4 separate regions of the Homo sapiens genome follow, and all the other regions are linked to region 4. A link is a loop called in an ENCODE intact Hi-C map of the cell type or tissue named here. Cell type or tissue: IMR-90. All regions are shown on one strand.

Region 1 (5,000 bases), 110 kb before region 4:
AGGCTGAGGCATGAGAATAACCTGAGCCCAGAGAGATGGAGGCTGCCGTGAGCAGTGATCGTACCACTGCACCCCAGTCTGGGCAACAGAGTGACACCCTGTCTCAAAAAACAAAACAAAACAAGCCGGGCGCGGTGGCTCACGCCTGTAATCCCAGCACTCTGGGAGGCCGAGATGGGTGGATCATGAAGTCAGGAGTTCAAGACCAAGCCTGGTCAACATGGTGAAACCCTGTCTTGACTGAAAATATAAAAAATTAGCCAGGTATGATAGCGGGTGCCTGTAATAACAGCTACTCAGGAGGCCGAGGCAGGAGAATCGCTTGAACCTGGGAGGCAGAGTTTGCAGTGAGTGGAGATTGCACTATTGCACTCCAGCCTGGGCGACAGTGCGAGACTCCATCTCAAAAAAAAAAACAAAAACAAAAACAAAAAAACCAAATAAACAAAAAACAGAAGGAAGGCAGTCCTGTTGACTCCTTGATTTTAACCTAGTGAGGCCCATTTTAGACTTCTGACCTCCAGAATTGTAGATCACACATTTGTATTGTTAAGCTACCAAGTTTGTGGTGATTTGATACAGCAGCAGTAGAAAACTCATACACAAACCCATTCCTGATCTCCTTCTCCCTTGCTGTCTTCCACTCTAGAAGCTGGAGAACCTAATGCTTGCTGTGTCAGCAGGTCTGTGCTTTCCGAGTCCACATGATGGTCACCCAGATACCACTTTCACCAACATATGGTGTGCTGGAGATCCAGAGGACCTTGACTATGGAAGAAAGTGCTTTGGCTGTCAAGACACACCCAGTGGCAGAGGAGAAGATAATGCTTCTCCTCTATAGTGTTGTGCTCAGCTGCAGCCACATCTAGTGTGGGAAATTTCTGCCACACAGCTCTATCTGTAGGTGACACATGGACACAGCCTCTTCCCAAGGTGTCTTCGTATAGGGCTAGAGTGCTACATGCGGAGATATTTCTAAACATAGTCACACATTTTACCTGTAACTCCCTTTCCCTACCATCTCAGTGTCCTAGCCCCTGAGAGCAGAAGTCCCATCGTATCCCAATTCTAAGATCCACCACGTTTTCTAGCTCAAAATTAGTGTTTCTGCTGGGTGCGGTGGCTCACGCCTGTAATCCCAGCACTTTGGGAGGCTGAGGCGGGTGGATCACCTGAGGTCAGGAATTCGAGACCAGCCTGACTAACATGGTGAAACCCCATCTCTACCAAAATTACAAAATTAGCAGGGCGTGGTGGCACATGCCTGCAATCCCAGCTACTTGGGTAACTGAGGCAGGAGAATTGCTTGAACTTGGGAGGTGGAGGTTGCAGTGAGCCGAGATTGTGCCATTGCACTCCAACTTGGGCAGCAAGAGTGAAACTCCCTCTCAAAAATAAATAAATAAATAAAAATACATTAGTGTTGTTTTCAGAGGAAAAAAACCCACCTTATTACAGCAAAAGTGCATTTTTGTTTCCTAATCCCCATAAAGAAATTAACCCCTCAGTACCTCAAGCCATAGTTTCTTTCTCTTATGATTCTTATGCATTTAACTTCCTTTTTTGATCAGTATTGCTTCTCTACCTTTCCTCTCACAACCACCATAAAGCTGTCGGCAAAGCAAAGCGAGGAGTTTGCCACAGGCTCTGGTTTTATGTGTATGAAAATTTCAGTGGAGTGTGGACTGTTTATGTACTTCCATATCATTCTTTACTTCCCTCCAGCTAGGAGTGTAGTGGCGTGATCTCGGCTCACCACAACCTCTGCCTTGCAGGTTCAATCTATTCTCCTGCCCCAGCCTCCCGAGTAGCTGGGATTAGAGGCATGCACCATCATGCCCGGCTACTTTTTGTATTTTTAGCAGAGACGGAGTTTCACTATGTTGGCGAGGCTGGTCTCGAACTCCTGACCTCATGATCCGCCCACCTCGGCCTCCCAAAGTGCTGGGATTACAGGCATGAGCCACCGCGCCTGGCCAAGACTGCATTTCTTGTCCACCAGGACAGTACTTGTGTTGTTCTTCCTTTTAGCCTTACTATATGCCCTCTGTATCTCTGGCCTAAGGTGATTGATTTCCATCCACCATAAATATTCCCTTGAAGGGTTCTGTTCTCTTCCATCTCTGTGTTCCATTCTTAAGTTTCATGCCTCAGAGTCTCAGCAACTGAGGTCACTCAGTTTCTTACTCATGCTCTGAACTTAGGTACACACTCTTTGTTACTCATTAATATGTTCTAGGTGCCATGGGGAAATCCAAGATGCTTCATGTGACAGGAATCCTGCCTTGTGGTTCACAGTCCAGTTGAGAGATGATTATTTAACCACTAGGAGAAAAAGAAGTAGTGCCTGCTCAAAGAAAGGGATTGATAAAATGCAATGGGTGGTCAGAGGGGGACAGAGGGCACTTCTAATTTAAAGACAGACCTCAAGGAGGAGGGACTTCTAAGCCAGACCCGGAGAAGTATAAACAACTTAAAGGTGGCCGGGCGTGGTGGCTCACGCTGTAATCCCAGCACTTTGGGAGGTGGAGGGGGGCGGATCACTTGAGGTCAGGAGTTTGAGACCATCCTGGCCAACAATGGTGAAACCCCGTCTCTACTAAAAATACAAAAATTAGCTGGGTGTGGTGGCACGTGCCTGTAATCCCAGCTACTCAGGAGGCTGAGGCAGGAGAATAGCTTGAACCAGGGAGTCAAAGGTTGAGGTGAGCCGAGATCGCGCCACTGCACTCCAGCCTGGTGACAGAACAAGACTCTGTCTCAAAAAAAAAAAAAAGAAAGAAAGAAAATTAGCCAGCATGGTTGTGCGCACCTGTAATCCCAGCTACTCAGTTGGTTGAGCCAGGAGAATTGCTTGAACCCGGGAGGCAGAGGTTGTAGTGAACCGAGATCGCACCACCGCACTCCCGCCTGGGTGACAGAGCGAGACTCGTCTCAAAACAACAAACAAAAAACTTAAAGATATGAAGAAAGGGGTGGGTGTCATTGCAGGCAGAGGAGACTGTCATGTGTATGAAACGTGCAGAGGTGTGATAAGGCTGGTGTGTCCATGGAGAAGAATGAAGTTCAGCTTGAACAGGCACAGGCTGGTGTGCAGGGGTGGTGGTGGCGGGAACACCTTGATCTTGGACTGCCAGACTGGGCGACATAGTGAGACCCCATCTCTACCAAAACATTTTTTAAACTGCCAGCAGCAGCTGGATGTGGTAGCTCAAGCCTGAAATCCCAGCACTTTGGGAGGCCGGGGTGGGTGGATCACTTGGGGTCAGGAGTTCAAGACCAGCCTGGCCAACATGATGAAACCCCATCTCTACTAAAAATACAAAAAATAGCTGGGTGTGGTGGCTCATGCCTGTAGCCCCAGCTACTGGGAGGCTGAGGCAGGAGAATCACTTGGACCCAGGAGGCAGAGGTTGCAGTGAGCCAGGATCGTGCCACTGCACTCCAGCCTGGGCAACTGGCAATACTCCATCTCAAACAAACAAACAAAAAAACTGCCAGCAGCTTGATCTTGGCATCACTTATCACCACTGATGGGCAACACAGAGCTGAGAAAATGGCAGTGGAGCTGAGAAAATGGCAGTGGAGCCAAGAATAAAGGCAAGAGTAAGGCTCAGAAGGAAGGGGAGGTAGGGAGCTCCCCAAGGTCTTGCAACACAGCCTGGCTATGAGTGAGTCCCCCTCCCTCCCCCAGCAGATCCTGCAGAGAAGACATCATCTCTTTCCTGGTGACAGTGCCTATCTTCCAGGACACAGCTGCCTCTTCAAAGCTAAGGCAAATCTTGTGCTGGAACCAAAGCCCCATCTGTTGGACTCCTCTACCCAGACCATTTGCCAAAATGATGGAATAGGGCCAGGCCTGCCAAGAGGTCCTCAGAGGGTATCTAGGTGAAGCCCCTCTCTCTACCAAAGAGGGAAGTTAGGCCTATGGATAGGGAGGGATTTGCCCAAGGTCATTTATCTAGCAAGTAGCTGCAGTAAAACTTGATGCCAGCCCTTCTTACACAAGATGTAGGTTAAGAGAGCATTAGCCTTAAGCCAGACTACACGGGTCCAAATCCTGGCTGCTTCTGTGTCGGCTGAGAGGTTTGACCAACTTCGTTAAACTCTTTCAGATTCAGCTGCCCTTTTACTTTTTAATCTTTATTTTATTTTGTTTGTTTGTTTGTTTGTTTTTTGAGACAGGGTCTTGCTCTGTCACCCAGGCTGGAATGCAATGGCACGACCATGGCTGACTGCAGCCTTGACCCCCTGGGCTCAAGTAATCCTCCTACCTCAGCCTCCAGAGTAGCTAGGACTACAGGCACATGCCACCATGCCCGACTAATTTTTAAAAAATTTTGGTAGAGATGGGGTCTCACTATGTTGCCCAGTCTGGTCTTGAACTCCTGGGCTCAAGTGATCCTCCAGCCTCAACCTCCCAAAGCACTGTTTCCCAATTAAATGAAATAATAAATGAAAATCACTTAACATAATGACTGCATATAATAAGGGCTCAACACGTTAGTGAAAAAAAATGCCTGATTACTTTTCTCTACCTTCTGCAATAAAGACCTCCCAGTCCCAGTTCTTTCCCCTAGAACAAACTACTAAGTAGATATTAGATTTCCCTAGAGCTGGTCATAGGTATCACTCCTTTGGTTTTGCTCAAAGCAGAGAGCATTCTTGTTTGATACCATTATTAACACTAGGTGGGTATCTTTTTTTTTTTTTTTGAGACGGAGTCTCACTCTGTCACCTAGGCTGGAGTGCAGTGGTACTGTATCAGCTCACTGTAACCTCTGTCTCCTGGGTTCAAGCAGTTCTCCTGCCTCAGCCTCCCAAGTAGGTGGGATTACAGGCACCCACCACCAGGCCTGGCTAATTTTTTTAAAAAATATTTTGGGTAGAGACAGGGTTTCACCATGTTGGCCAGGCTGGTCTCGAACTTCTGACCTCAGGTTATCTGCCTGCCTCGGCCTCCCAAAGTGTTGGGATTACAGGCGTGAGCAACTGCGCCC
Region 2 (5,000 bases), 62 kb before region 4:
GGTGGAGGTTGCAGTGAGCCCAGATTGCTTCATTGCACTCCAGTCTGGGCGACAGGAGTGAAACTCTGTCTCAATTAAGAAAAAAAAAAAAGCTTTTGTGATTCATAGGAAGAGGTCAAAATATCAATATTAACAGGAGTTTGGAAGAAACTGATTCTAACCCTCATGGATGACTTTGAGGGGTTCAATACATTAGTGGGGGGAAGTCACTGCAGATGTGGTGGAAATAACAAGAGAACTAGAATTAGAAGTGGCGCCTGAAGATGTGACTGAATTACTGCAATCTCATGATAAAACGTGAATGAATGAGGAATTGCTTCATATGTATGAGTAAAGAAAGTGGTTTCTTGAGATGAAATTGACATGTGGTGAATTTTCTGTGAACACTGTTGAAATGATAACAAAGGATTTAGAATATTACATAAACTTAGTTGAAGAAGTACTGGCAGGGTTTGCAAGGATTGACTCCATTTTTGAAAGAAGCTCTACTGTTAGTAAAATGCTATTAAACAGCATTGCACGCTACCAAGAAATCTTTCATGAAAGGAAGAATCAACCAATGCAACAAACTTCATTGTTGTCTTAGTTAAGAAATTTTCCCAGCCACCGCAACCTTTAGCAATCCCCACCCTGATGGGTCAGCAGTCAGCAACATTGAGGCAAGACCCCCCTCACCAGCAAAAATATTATGACTTGCTAAATGGCTCAGATGATCATTAGGCTCACATGATCATTAGCATTTTTAGCAATAAGGTATTTTTAAATTAAGATAAGTCCATATTTTAGACATAATGTGATAGCACACTTAATAGACTCCAGTATAGTGTAAACATAACTCATAACTTTTTTTTATTTTAGAGACAGGGTCTTGCTCTGTCACCCAGACTGGAGGGAAATTGTGCAATCGTCTCGCACTGCAGCCTCAAAGTCCAGGGCTCAAGCGATCCTCCGGCCTCAGCCTCCCAAGTAACTAGGACCAGAGGCATGCACCACCACACCCAGCTAATTTTTAAAATTTCATCACCTGGAGGAAATGCCAATGCATAAAAATGACACTTTTTTTTTCTTTTTCATGAGATAGGGGGTCTCACCATATTGTCAGGCTGGTTCTGAACTCCTGACCTCAAGTGATCTTCCCTCCTTGGCCTCCCAAAGTGCTAGAATTACAGATAAGAGACACCACACCCTTGTAAACATAACTTTATATGCACTAAGAAACCAAAAACTTGTATGGCTCACTTTATTGCCATATTTGCCTTATTGGAGTGGTATGGAATTGAACTACAATATCTCTGAGGTATGCCTGTAAATGAATTACCATAATGTGATGTGGGCAACAGAATCCAGGGAAGATTCAGAGGGTGGAGACATCCCATCAAAACTTTCTAATTTGGGAGAAATTGTCCAAGACTCTGAGGAAAACCAGTCATAATATCTGAAAGTAAGTTTATGCCGAAAAATCTTAGGTGGACCTGCAAGTCGAAAAAGCAGGTCAAGACTACTAGGGGCAGAGAGGAGGGAGAATGTTTAAGTTGGGCTCTAATGGTAGGATTTGGACACGCTGAGATTGAGGAGACCTAAGGGTGTTACTTCCATAATGGAACCAGTAAAACAAAAGCCATGATTGTCTAATAGAAAGTCTTTGCCAGGGAGGCTTATGAGATAAAGCATGATAGGAATCAATTTGCAACACAAACCTGAATGTTCCAGAAAGTTCATATGGCTTTACTTACTTTAAATTATGGTAGGCATGACACTGAGCTTCCTTTCTGCTCAGCTAGTGGGAAATTTAATTTCAGAGGTTGAGAGGATTGCCTTCTCTTCCCCACCTCCAAATCCCATGCCCAGTCCCAGAGCTAATGGCCAGGAGTGTTTATGTGAAGCCAAACATTCATGCGGTATGTCTGGTCATTGGTTTACATCAGAGATCCACAAACTTTTTCTGTAGAGAACAGATAGTCAATATTTTAGGCTTTGCAATCCAAGCAGCTCTCTGTCACAACCACTCAACTCTACCATTGTTGCTTAAAAGCAGCCGTAGACAGTAGGAAAATGAATGAACTTGACTGTATCCCAGGAAGACTTTATTTATGGACACTGAAATTTGAATTTCATATAATTGCATGGGTCATAAAATATGATTTTTTTTCCCAAACACTTTAAAATGTCACCATTCTAAGCTCATAGGTTATACAAAAACAGACGACGGCCCAGATTTGACCTATGGGCCAACCCCTTATCTACGAGGTTTCCACCAAGTTGCCTGCTGGCCAAGCTTATAGAGTGAAGTTGGACATCCCTGTTGTTCCCCTGGAAATCTTTGCCAGAGCTGAGAGCCTCCATACCCAGAGTCAGAAAGACCTTTCTAGGCTCAACATGCAGTCATGGCTCCCGGACACCCTGTCATCTTCCTGAGATTCTATGGAGGGTGGGCCACAGAGCCCCATTATTTTAAAAACTGTGCATATCCTTTCCTTCCCTTGGGGAATAATCTTAAGGACTGTGTCTCTCAAAAACACTCTACCACTTCTTCTCCTAGCGCAGCATGCTCAAATCCCTCAGAGTGAAGGAGGAAAAAGTCAGGACGGAAAGTGATGTGCAGGCTTCTTCTTTGGGCCCTGAAAGCTCAAAGTCCTGGCTACCTGCCCTGAAGGCTGAGTAATGTACAAAGAAAACAAAGACAAATAACTCAGTAAATTATCCGGCCTAGGATCAGAGCTTTCTAGCCCCAGAGCAAGCTCAGGCCTCAACATTCTAAGCTTAAGAGGTCAGGCTGTCCCTCCATATTTCAATGGGTACAGGTCTTGAGTTTCCTCAGAAAACCTCTGAAGGGAGGTCACAGTTATGGGGACAAAGAAGGAAAGTGTTGGATTCAGGACACCAGGCTCCACTGAAGGTGACTCATGGTTTTGGCTTGCAAGCAACGTTGCTGATCACTTTGACCAACCACAGGTCCCTGCCAGCTGCACTCCTCTCCAGGAGCACTCCTATTTTTATATGTGTGGTACAAAGAACTCCTACCAGCTAATTTCCACTTCCCCCACAAAAGCCTGTTTTACTTCTGCTTTGAGTAAAAAGCTTTCCTCTTTCTGGTCTCAAAGCACACACTCAACAGTGCCTGTAATTCACAGTCATCTGGTACCCTTGGCTTATCTCAGGCCCCTGTAGTAACAACTGGCTCCAAGCATGTCTCCTACAGCCACAAGCTCCAGTGGGGTAGCCAGGTTCACTGGAAGAGAATGTTCCCTACACAAGGGAATCTGAGACAGAAAAAGTCATCCTCAGAAAGTAGGGACTGGTGGACATGTGAGCCTGGGAAATGAGAACAATTTGTGCTGGGAAGTTGCTCATGTAAAGAGTTCACAGAGCAGGTATCTGCTGCCCAGGCTTAAACTCTCAAGTGGAAAATGGAAACCATCATTCCAGATTGGCTTCTTACCCTGTATCTGTGCATTCATCAACCTTTGACAATAAGGTCATTTCTTAGCCCCACACATAGCATATAGGAAAGATTTATCCAAGCCCTGCTATTATAGATGAATAAATGAAACACATTCAGGAGGTTGCCCATACAGTATTTGCCTCATTTTCCCCACAGCTCTAGAGAAAGGACATTTTATAAGTTCTGTCATTCCACAGAGCTGTACAAAGCCGCCTGGCTTAACTGACTTAATTTCTTTTTTTTTTTTTTTTTAGAGACAGGATCTTGCTCTGTCACCCAGGCTGGAGTGCAATGGTGCAGTCATAACTCACTCCAGCCTGCAGCTCCTGGGCTCCAGCAATCCTTCCACCTTGGCCTTCCAAAGCACTAGGATTACAGGTATGAGCCACCATACCCGGCCTTCACTTTTTTTTTTAACTTGACAAAATGGTTCTTAAGTTCAAGATGGTTAGCATACATCTGCTTTCAAGACAGAAAGAGGGGGAAAAAGAAGGAACAGCCACAGTTGTTCACGGTATCAGCGAAGTAAAAACTTTCCCAGAAACTCCCCTAGTAGACCTCACTTCTGCTTAATTAACTGGAACTGTACTTTCTGTCTGCCCAGAGCAACAAAGGAGATTGGGAACTTGAGTGTTCAGCTTCTTCAGCCCCTAGTGAGGAAGAGGAGAGGGATTTGGATGGTATAGAAGGAGTCAGTCTGAATTCTGCTTCAAATAGCTAAACAATTTTGAAAACTAAAAGCCCAACAGGGAAAACTAGCTCTGCTCTCTATTAAAATTATAAAATTATAGAACTATGGGATATAGTTTCATACAATATCATAAAACTATAAGAATAAAATCAAAGTTGAACACACAGGATTTGGCAGAGATTAATAGGAGAGACAAATTAGCCCAGAAACAGATCCTAATACTCAATATAAGGGTTTTTCTGTTTGTTTTGTTTTGTTTGTTTGTTTGTTTTTTGAGACAGAGCTTCACTCTGTTGCCCAGACTGGAGTGCAGTGGCGTGATCTCGGCTCACTGAAACCTCTGCCTTCTGGGTTCAAGCGATTCTCCCGCCTCAGCCTCCCGACTAGCTGGGATTACAGGTGCCTGCCATCACATCCGGCTAATTTTTGTATTTTTAGTGGAGATAGGGTTTCGCCACATTGGCCAGGTTGGTCTCAAACTCCTAACCTCCAGTGATCCACCCACCTCGGCCTCCCAAAGTGCTGGGATTGCAGGCAGGAGCCACCGCGCCTGACCAATATAAGACTTCTTTAAAAGCCATCACAGATTTCCCAGGAAGAAAACTTCCATTCAATATAATAAACATTGGTGCTATTGTGCTGGAATAATTGGGAAGAGAATATATTCTCACCATATCAACCGTTCTTACCATGACATATATAAAAACTAAATCCATAAAGAATAAAATAAAGGAGAATAATTTTGTACTCTTCAGTCAAAAGACAAGAACTGAGCAGAAAGCTTGGCAGGTAGGAGGGAAGGACTGGGTATGGTTATGAGACCACCAGGGCTGTGGCCCCCACAAGTAGGATACTGAAAAAGGTCAG
Region 3 (5,000 bases), 130 kb before region 4:
CAGCCTCACCCTTCTTCTGCTCTAGCACTTACACTAATTATTTTAATTGCCCCTTTAGTTCTTTGTGTTTGTCATTAGATTGGAAATGGCAAGGGCAGGGAGGGTTCATAAATTACTTGACTTTGTGTCCCAAGCACCACATGTAGAACCTTACACAAAGTCCTTTTTATTGAACAAATTAATGAACAAATACAGGTAAGCATCCCTGTCTCACTAGTATTAAGCCTATAGCTGATCACACAGTGGTGAGGTGTGTAGATTGTACAGACAGACTTAGGTTCACTTTCCAGCATCACCATTTGTATCCTGTACCGTGTCTCTACGCCTCAGTGGACACCAATGTGAGAAGTGAAGGGAATGATGCATATGAAAAGCTACATCCTCAATAGAAGTTTTGTGTTGCTATGATATGGATCTTAAGTACTAGACTCCGTCACTGAGCAAAATGAAAGCTTGGCTACCCAATGGACAAAGTCACTTTTCTTTTTTTTTTCTTTTCTTTTTTTTTTTTGAGATGGAGTCTCGCTCTGTCACCCAGGCTGGAGTGCAATAGTGCAATCGTGGCTCACTGCAACCTCCACCTCCCGGGTTCAAGTGATTCTACTGCCTCAGCCTCCCAAATAGCTGGGATTACAGGCTCCTGCCACCATGCCCAGCTAATTTTTGTGTTTTTAGTAGAGATGGGGTTTCACCATATTACCGAGGCTGGTCTCGAACTCCTGACCTCAAGTGAGGTCTCCCTCCTCGGCCTCCCAAAGTGCTGGGATTATAGGTGTGAGCCACCATGCCTGGCCCAAAGTCATTTTTCTTTCCTCAATACTTGAAGAATTGTTTATCCTCTGATAGAGAGGGTTGCATGATCTTTTTGAGGGGAATTGACCTTTTGCCCTTGATGATTCAGAGTAAATATTCTAGTGTTCAAGGAGAAAATCAATCTGATTCATTTGAACTATTATAAATAGTACTATTGTAGCCAGCAATAATATTGTCCAGAATGTTAGAGCTGATGGATTGATGTGCAAAGCTTAGGAAGCAGCTACAAGACCTCATTGCATAGACCTGTGTTCCTGTAACAATATTCCACAAAATCTGAAAGCTAAAGTGTCTGCAGCAGAGCATTGCACATATGACCTGGAATCAGATGCACCCACATCATAGGCAACACTCAAGGGGCTTTACCAGGTTGGAATGCTTCCAGATGTTATTCATTTAGTGGACAACTTGTTCTATATAATTCAAAGACAATTTCCCAGGTGTTCTCTTCTCTGAGCACTGAGAGCAGTGAGCACGTGGATGCTTAGGTCTCTCCAGGCCATGTGGAAGAGAGTTTTCTTCCATGCAGCTTTGTAGGTTGTCAGACTGTAGCATGAATCAGAATCATCTTAAATGCCAGCAGCAGCACCCCCTCCCAAGTGAGGAAAGCAAGGACTCTTCAACTTTATCAGCTTTCCTGAGGTTCTGATGCAGGCACTTGCAGCCACTCTTACAAGAACATCTTGGTAGAGGTTTATCCCCAGGAGGATGCATGTTCCACAAGTCAAGGTTGGTGGAGTGGAAGTGGGAGGCTTGCGGCCTGGAGGGTTGAGGCTCAGACCCTAGGATGTCACTCTGTTGATCTCTAAGCAAAGCGCAATAGACCTGTAATCACCAGAGGTTACAACACACAGGACTCTACAAGCCAGGCCACATGGAACAGCAGATGTTGACTCACAAGTAAGAGGTCTAGTACCAGATAGAGAAAGTAAGGCAGAGGAAAACTTGTTGAAAAGTTAACAAAAGGTTTTCTTTTCATAATTTTTCTCCTAAAAACTGGGATTTTGAATTTTGTCACTAGGGTGGCTGGAACTTAAAATTTTTACTTTATTTTCATGGATTAGCCCAAGGGGCAAAAAATGAATGGAGGAGTACCATTGCTGTGACTACTGAGACTGAGCCAAAGCTGCCGAGTGGAGCTAGGAAACACTGTCCTGCAGAGTCCCACTGATTTGGGCCAACAGTGCTGTATTTGCCTATCCTTGGGAAATTCAGGGAAAATGACAACCTGTATTGGCTGATCACTTTTGATTTTCAGTCCCTCCCAGCTAGGACAATTCAGTCACCAAATGAAGAGTCCAGACACAGCTCAGAGCTCATAGTTTGGTATCTAGAGATGAGGATCCAAATCTGGCTGCCCTAATGCCTTGCTATGACCATCATCTGGGAGAAACTGATCAATTCCATTGATTTCAGTGGCACTAGAAAAAAAGGTTTCACTTCTTGCATCTGAGAACAGATACCACGCCCCCAAAAACCTCAACAGAAAGTCCCAGCTGCCTGTCTCATTACTGCTGGCCCATCCAGTGGCAGTCAGTTCACTACGGCTTGAAGAATTCCAACAGCTGACTTGCAAAGGAAACATGCAATTTCCCGGAGATAGACCAAATTGCATGACCAGAAAATATGGCTAACATAGAGGCAGAATTAATAAGAGAAAGAGAAGTAAACTTTAGTTAAAACCTAATGAGGAGGAGAAACATAATGAGGACATTTAAGAAGATACAATTAGAGCATAAAAAAATGAAATTATGGTACTGAAAAGTATGATTTCTAAATTTAGAAATTCAATGTAGAAATTAAAGAGAATGATTACTTCTGAAAATCAAAATAGCGTTTAGTGGGATCCCTATAACCCAGAGCAAAACAAAACAAAATATACTAAATACTAAGAGAAATACGCAGATACAAGACAGAGAGGACCGTTTAGGTGGAGACTTAAATTGTCTAATAAATTTCCAGAAGGAAAAAGGAAGAGACAGAAGAAAACCAAAGACTTGCTTCTTTAGATTTAAATGACTTCCTAGTCCCAGGTGGGTAGAATGAGAAGACATATTTGCAGACAAAGAAGTGTCCTAAAAGAAGAAAATGGGGAAAAATTAAATAGGGTTAAATTTTTTAACCCGAAGGATAAATTTAACGGTCATCAGCCAGAAAGAACAAGTTATTGACAAAAGAAAGGGAGTTAGACCATCGCTGGACTATCGGCAATACTGAAGGTTACTGGGGGGATTGTGATAGGAAAATCTTATAACCAGCCAAAATCTTATTATATAAGGGCAAAAATAAGGTATTTAGGGGCTTGTAGGACCTCAGAAAGTATACTACCCATGTACTCAACCTGAGGAAATTAGTCAAGGAAGTACTTAAGAAAATAAGGATGCAAGGAGGCCAGGTGCAGTGGCTCACGCCTGTAATCCCAGCACTTTGGGAGGCCAAGGCAGGCGGATCACCTGAGGTCAGGAGTTCTAGACCAGCCTAGCCAACATGGTGAAACCCTGTCTCTACAAAAGTACAAAAAAAAAAAAAATTAGCCGAGCATGATGGCGGGTGACTGTAATCCCAGCTATTCAGGAGGCTGAGGCAGGAGAATCGCTTGAACCTGGGAGGCAGAGGTTGCAGTGAGCCGAAATTGTGCCATTGCACTCCAGCCTCAGCAACAAGGGCGAAACTCCACCTCAAAAAAAAAAAAAAAAAAAAAAAAGGATGCAAAATTATAGCCGGATAAGAGGAATAAGTTCTAGTGTTCTATAGAATTCATAGTTCCTATAGTTCTAGTATTCTATAGGATCCCTATAGTTAACAATAATATATTACACAGTTTCAAATAGAAGGAGGATATTAAATGTTTCCAACATGAAGAAATGATAAATGTTTGAGAGGATGGATATGCTAATTATCCTGATCTGATCACTTTAAATTATATATATTAAAACATCACTTTGTACCCCATGAATATGTACAATTATTATTTGTCAATTTAAAATAATAATTTTTTTTTTTAGATGGAGTCTTGCTCTGTCACCCAGGCTGGAGTGCACTGGCACAATCTTGGCTCACTTAAACCTACACGTCCCAAGATCAAGCAATTCTCCTGCCGCAGCCTCCCAAGTAGCTGGGATTACCGGCATACACCACCACACCTGGCTCATTTTTGTATTTTTAGTAGAGACAGGTTTTCGCCATGTTGGCCAGGCTGGTTTTGATCTTCTGACCTCAGGTGATCCGCCCGCCTTGGCCTCCCAAGGTGCTGGGATTACAGGCGTGAGTTACTGTGCCCAGCCTAAAACAATCGTTTTTTAAAAAAAATTCAGCAACAGGGAAAGACAAAGAATACAAGAAGACAATGGTGAATAATGAACCTTGTAATTGTCATACTCTAAATAGATGCTAACGTGACATGGAATAATGAGAATTTTAAATCAGATGAGACTTATTATGGAGGAAAATTTAATAGCCTTGGCTAAAATTTTAAATTATCTCAAAACACAGGAGTAGGGGTGTGAAAGAAGAAAGTGGGGAAGTAAAAGTGCTTTCAAGCTTTGTTGAGGTTTATGAATTGTGAGGGAGGGGCTGCAACGCCATTCTACAGTGCACAACAAACAACTTTACAGTTGCTCCTGGCTGGGGCCGGTGGCTCACACCCGTAATCCCAGCACTTTGGGAGGCCGGCGGGCGTGTGGCTTAAAGCCCACAGCTCGAGACCAGACTGGACAACATGGTGAAATGCCATCTCTACTGAAAAAAAAAAATACAAAAATTAGCCAGGCGTTGTGGTGTGTGCCTGTAATCCCAGCTACTTGGGAGGCTGAGGCAGGAGAATCGCTTGAACCCAAAGGCAGAGGTTGCAGTGAGCCTAGATCGCACCCCTGCACTCCAGCCTGGGCGACAGAGTGAGAGTCTGTCTCAAAAAAAAAAAAAAAAAAAAAAAAAAAAGTTGCTCCTTAGACGTGGCTGTTCTAAAAATCCTTGATCTGTTCTTCCATCAAGGATTTCTTATTGGCAGTAGTATCCTTTCTCTCTCTCTCTTTGGCCTTGAAGTTTCCTTTCCCTACCTTCCAAGCTCCTCCCCCTTTTTCTGTTCCTACCCATATTCGTCTCACTTTTTACACAGGGAAAATTAACTACAGATTGCAAATTTAGGTTCTGTGCAGCTCTGCGGCATTCAGAGCCTTCAAAGTCCAGTT
Region 4 (5,000 bases):
CATCAGCTAGATATATCTTCTCCATCAATAAAGTTATGAGACTTCACCTCCCAAGGAGAAGAAACCAATTTCTTTTCACATGTACATCCTCAGTAGGCAGCACAGGTCTTTGTACATAACCAATCGAAAAATATTTGCTAGTGACTTCTCAAGACATCTCCTTTTATTATTTATTTATTTTTATTCTTTTTTATTTCTTTCTTTCTCTTTTTTTTTTTTTTTTGTTTTTTTTTTTGAGACGGAGTCTCACTCTGTTGTCTAGGCTGGACTGCAGTGGCACAATCTCAGCTCACTGCAACTCTGCCTCCCGGGTTCAGGAGATTCTCCTGCCTCAGCCTCCCAGGTAGGTGGGATTACAAGCACCCACACCACACCCAGCTAATTTTTGTATTTTTAGTAGAGACTGGGTTTCACCATGTTGGCCAGGCTGGTCTCGAACTCACCCACCTCAGCTTCCAAAAGTGCTGGGATGGGATTACAGGCATGAGCCACCGTGCCTGGCCAACCCATCTCATTTTTAACAAATACAAGTAAATAAATAAATATTTGCTAAATTAAATTGTTACAGCTCAGCAAGCCCCTCCCCCTCTCCCAACACACACAGAAACCCTAGTTTCCAGGCTTCTGATCTAAGAATACCTTCTCATGCACGTTTTATAAAAGCTAACTTTGGCTGAGATTCAGATGCTGGTAGCAAGAGGGTCTGGGAGACACCCATCCCCACACAGCCATTTACTTGGGGGCTTGGGGTTTGTTTTGAAGCTAGAAAGCAGTTGGGAGATTTCTGGGAATGAGAGAAATACGTGGACTGTGGAAGCATGGAAGGGCAAACATGCCTCTCCTAGCGTGACCTAATGTTAGGGCTCCAGATATCAAAAGAGCCTGTGTCCACGGAAGACTTGGAAAGGAAAACAGCTGGCATGAAGGCCAGTCCCTCTGCTGACCTGTGGTACAGCTTCAGCCCCCTTGGAGCCAGGGGGGCCCCCAGGGATAAGTGTGGTACCTTGGAACCAGCCAGGGGAGATGGGTTTCTCACTGAGGACACAGGGGTACAGCATCCTTGGATGGTTTGTGGGTAACCAACCATGAAAGAGAAGCCTCGGTAAAAGAAACCAAGAGACCTAGTCCTGCACAGTCTTCCCTGAGGACATCCCATTGTGGAGGGCGGTGTCAGAGGCAGGGGCAGGGAGGATCAGGGCAGTCCTGGCTGGACCTCTCTGATAAAGTGACAATCTGATAAATGCCTGGGACACTCCTGTGTTTTCTGTTGTTTTCCTAACCGTCTGAAAAAGTACTTTCCTTTTTCTTGTTATGAATACAATGAGAGATGGGAAATTTCTTGAAGAAGTTGCCAGCCTTGGTACTGAAGACATGGGAATAAATAATTTCCTTTTCATCTTTTCTTCCCTTTGCTCCTCCAGCATGCTTGGTTCCATAATAAACATTCCATCTCAAATGATCACCATGTTGTGTAAGACAAGTGGTCTGGTTTATCTCCACATTTACGTATGTATTGGCTTTCTCACGCTCACTCTCTCTCTCTCTCTTTCTCTCTCTTCCCCACCCCGCCCCCACCCACCCCCATCCTCCTCTCTCTGGTTTCCTCTTTCTCTCTCTATATAAGAAAATGTTGCCTACAAAGCTTTTAGACTTAGCAAGAAAATAGCATACTCAGCTGGACAGTGGCTCATGCCTGTAATCCCAGCACTTTGAGAGGCTAAGGGCAGGCAGATCACTTGAGGTCAGGAGTTTGAGACCAGCCTGGACAACATGGCAAAACCTCATCTCTACTAAAAATATATTTTTAAAATTAGACGGGGCTGGTGATGTGTGCCTGTAATTCCCGCTACTTGGGAGGTCGGGGCATGAGAATCGCTTGAACCTGGGAGGCAGAGGTTGCAGTGAGTCGAGATCACACCACTGCGTAAGCAACAGAGCAAGCCTGGGCAACAGAGCAAGACTGTCTCAAAAAAAGAAAGGGAAAGGGAAAGGAAGGGAAGGAGGCCAGTGCAGTGGCTCACACCTGTGATCCCAGCACTTTGGGAGGCCGAAGTGGGCGGATCACTTAAGGCCAGGAGTTCAAGATCAGCCTGGCCAACATGGTGAAACCCCATCTCTACTAAACATATAAAATTAGCCAAGCGTGGTGGCACACACCTGTAATCCCAGCTACTTGGGAGGCTGAGACATAAGAATCACTTGAACTCAGGAGGTGGAGGTTGCAGTGAGCTCAGATCACGCCACTGCACTCCAGCCTGGGTGACAGAGCGAAATTCTGTCTCAAAACAAAAAAAAAGAAAAAGAAAATAGCACACTCAACATGTGGATGCTCTTCTGACTCTTTGGGGCCTGCATCAAGGATGAAAGTTTGTTCCTCACCCTGTCCTAAAGGGGATGCGTGCCGTGGGGCTATCCTGAAGAATTCAGTTCAATGTGCCGTCTGCAGCCTATCAGCCAAGAGTCAGAAACACCGTGAGGCCACAGCTCCATCTCACCCACCCCCTCGCCAGCCCCTGCTTTCCTGCATTCACCGAAACACTTGCCTCTGTCCCTCAACATTCCTAGAACCTTCACTGTCCTCTGAGGTCAGCGATGTATTTAAAGCACTTGTTTTCATCCTGTTCCCATCAGTAAGATTTAACGTAAGACACTCAGAAGGGAAATTCCACTCTCTTTCCTTCTGGGAAATGAGCAGCTACATTGTCCAGACCCAAATCCTTAGCCTAACACATCTGCCAAAATTCAAAAGTTCATGATTTTACCGAAATAAGGCCACACACTTCTTAGGAAACCACGAGTATCTCTGCACATCAACACATAAGCTTCTCTTTTTTCCTCCTTTTATAAAAGAAAGGGGTTGGTTTTTTTTTTTTTTTAACTCTTTCATAAGATCAAAGCAACTTGATTTTTTTATGCTTCTTTAAAATTACGAGTCCTTTAAAGTGGGTAGAGTTGGAAAATAGGCATCTCAATGAACATTAAACAGCTCAACAATGTCCCCTGGTGGCCATGAGCACAGAGAGAGGGAACTTGAGCCACTAAAGCTCTATTCAGCCTACCAAACAAGGAGTAAGTGTCTCATCAAGATGAAACCCCCTCCCCTTTACTCAAAAAAATATGCAACGGTCCTTCAAACCAGAAAAGCACAGCATCCAAATATGAGAAAGACCACAGAGTAGGAAATGGAGATGGAGTCGCTATTCATTTTAATAAGTCACCACAGAAAGAAATGCCCAGACTGAACACCACTTGTCTCTCCAGCCCAAAATGTGGGGAATTCTTTCTGGTAGCCAGAATTCATTGCCTAACCAGACATCTCCTCAACACCAATACCACCCACTGGCTGTTATTTTAAAATTTTGGGCTGTTATGCTATCTATCAGTACCATTCTTACCCACTGAGGGTTGAATGTAAAACATACAGACAAAAATCACTGTCTTCAGGAAGCTCCTATTTTAGTGGGAGAGAAAGAAAATAAAAAAAAAATAAGTTTTTAGAAAACAAGCTCTAGGCTGGGCACAGAGACTCATGCCTATAATCTCAGCACTTTGGGAGGTGAGATGGGAGGATCACTTGAGGCCAGAAGTTCAAGACCAGCCTAGGCAACATAGGGAGACCCTCATCTCTACAAAAAATAAAAACAAAAAAATCCCTTTTGTAATTAGCCAGGCATGGTGGTGAGCGCCTATAGTCCCAGCTACTCAGCAGGCTGAGGCAGAAGGATTGCTACAGCCCAGGGGCTCAAGGCTGCAGTGAGTTATGATTGCACCACTGCACTCCAGCCTGGGTGACAGAGTGAGACCCTATCTCTAAAAACTAATAATTAATATTTTTTATTAATATGAAGCTCTATGAAGAAATTGAAGCAGGGTAAGTAGATACAGAGTACTAGCGTGGAGGCTGGTGATGGCAGTTGAGCAGGCACCTGAACAACTATGGAGAAGCCATATGTTGACAGTGTCCCAGGAAGTGTGAACTGCAGATGGAAAAGTCTGGAGGCTGGAAAAACTTTGACCCATTGAAGGAACTGCAAGAAGGCCAGGGAGACAGCTGATGCTTAATGGGAAAGGAGGAGAGCAGGGGGAGATGAATTAGAAGTAGGCAGGGGCCAGATGACATGTCCTATGATGAGGAACTTGGATTCCATTCTAACTTTAATGGAAACTCACTGGAGAGTTTTGAGCTGGTGCTGACATGTTCCCAAATGCATTTTTAAAAGATCACTCTGAGTGCTGAGTGATCTTTTGAAAGTTATGGTGAAGACTAAGACTAAGGTCCAGGGTGGGAGGTATATAGGCAAGAGAAAACCAGTTTGAAAACTACAGCAGGAATCCAAGCAAGAGGTGGCTGTCTTGGATTAGGGTAGTTGTGGAAAAGGCACAGGTGGGGAGAAGTGGTGGAATTCAGAATATATTTCAGACAGCAAGCCAACAGGGCTTGTTGACAGATTAGAAATTTGGGGATGGGATAGAACCAATTAGGACTTGTTTTTGGTCTGAACAATTGGGTGAACAGAAATTCCAATAACAGACAGAAAGTAACAGATAGAAACAGAGAAGCCTGGGTGGAAACCGATTTGGGGGCGAGGGCAGAGGTGAGAAATCACAAGTTCCGTTTGATTTGCGTATTAGATGTTCAATAGGACATGTGTAGAAGTTGGGTGGATATAGGAGTCTGGTGCTCAAAGGAGAGGCTGGGACTAGAAATTGATCTTTGGAAATCCTCTGCATATAGGTAATAGTTATAGCCATAAGACTGGTTGAGATCACCTAAGCAGAAAGGGTAGATAATGAAGAAAAGGAGGCTGAAGAGGGGTCATAAAAGTAGATGGAGCTAGCAAAGAAGACTGAGAGGGGACAGCAAGGCAGAAGGAACCAAAACTAAGGGAGAGGGGGTTTCAAGAGGGAGGGAGTGTCAACGCTATCGAAGAAATCAGATAAGAACAAAACTGGCCATTGGATTTGGCAAGACGGAGATCAAACGAAGAGCCTTTCAGTAA

Evidence for each region. Hi-C counts contacts between places; a loop is a spot of excess contacts. Peaks named below come from ENCODE experiments on the same cell type or tissue, not always from the same donor. Only the 100,000 strongest peaks of a DNase experiment are listed, where the experiment ranks them.
Region 1: it touches region 4 in a loop (6-fold over the local background); 17 of 110 quality-filtered maps call a loop at or near these places.
Region 2: a loop joins it to region 4, with 2.9 times the contacts of the local background. A loop is called at or near these places in 20 of 110 quality-filtered maps.
Region 3: a loop joins it to region 4, with 4 times the contacts of the local background. A loop is called at or near these places in 9 of 110 quality-filtered maps.

Annotation. Positions count from the first base shown.
Region 1 is chr9:111,963,441-111,968,440 of GRCh38, forward strand. No RefSeq gene overlaps it. Among named protein-coding and RNA genes, the nearest start is that of MIR4668, 34 kb to the left of the region's middle. In IMR-90, a CTCF peak has its summit at 2,293; a DNase peak (open chromatin) is centred at 2,241; H3K27ac peaks cover 697 bases.
Region 2 is chr9:112,009,516-112,014,515 of GRCh38, forward strand. No RefSeq gene overlaps it. Among named protein-coding and RNA genes, the nearest start is that of LINC02977, 28 kb to the right of the region's middle. RefSeq lists enhancers at 2,576-2,625, 2,736-2,875, 3,116-3,165, 3,206-3,445. In IMR-90, no CTCF peak of the experiment used is centred here; DNase peaks (open chromatin) are centred at 1,906, 2,656 and 2,936; H3K27ac peaks cover 2,131 bases.
Region 3 is chr9:111,943,063-111,948,062 of GRCh38, forward strand. LOC124902250 (a long non-coding RNA gene) reads right to left here. Exons shown (of 2, transcript XR_007061735.1): 2 at 144-1,638. Among named protein-coding and RNA genes, the nearest start is that of MIR4668, 13 kb to the left of the region's middle. In IMR-90, no CTCF peak of the experiment used is centred here; DNase peaks (open chromatin) are centred at 1,669 and 2,349.
Region 4 is chr9:112,071,934-112,076,933 of GRCh38, forward strand. All of the region lies in intron 12 of SUSD1 (sushi domain containing 1), which reads right to left. Among named protein-coding and RNA genes, the nearest start is that of LINC02977, 34 kb to the left of the region's middle. RefSeq lists an enhancer at 1,783-1,952. In IMR-90, a CTCF peak has its summit at 3,004 (motif pointing left); DNase peaks (open chromatin) are centred at 1,458, 2,688 and 2,958; H3K27ac peaks cover 3,294 bases.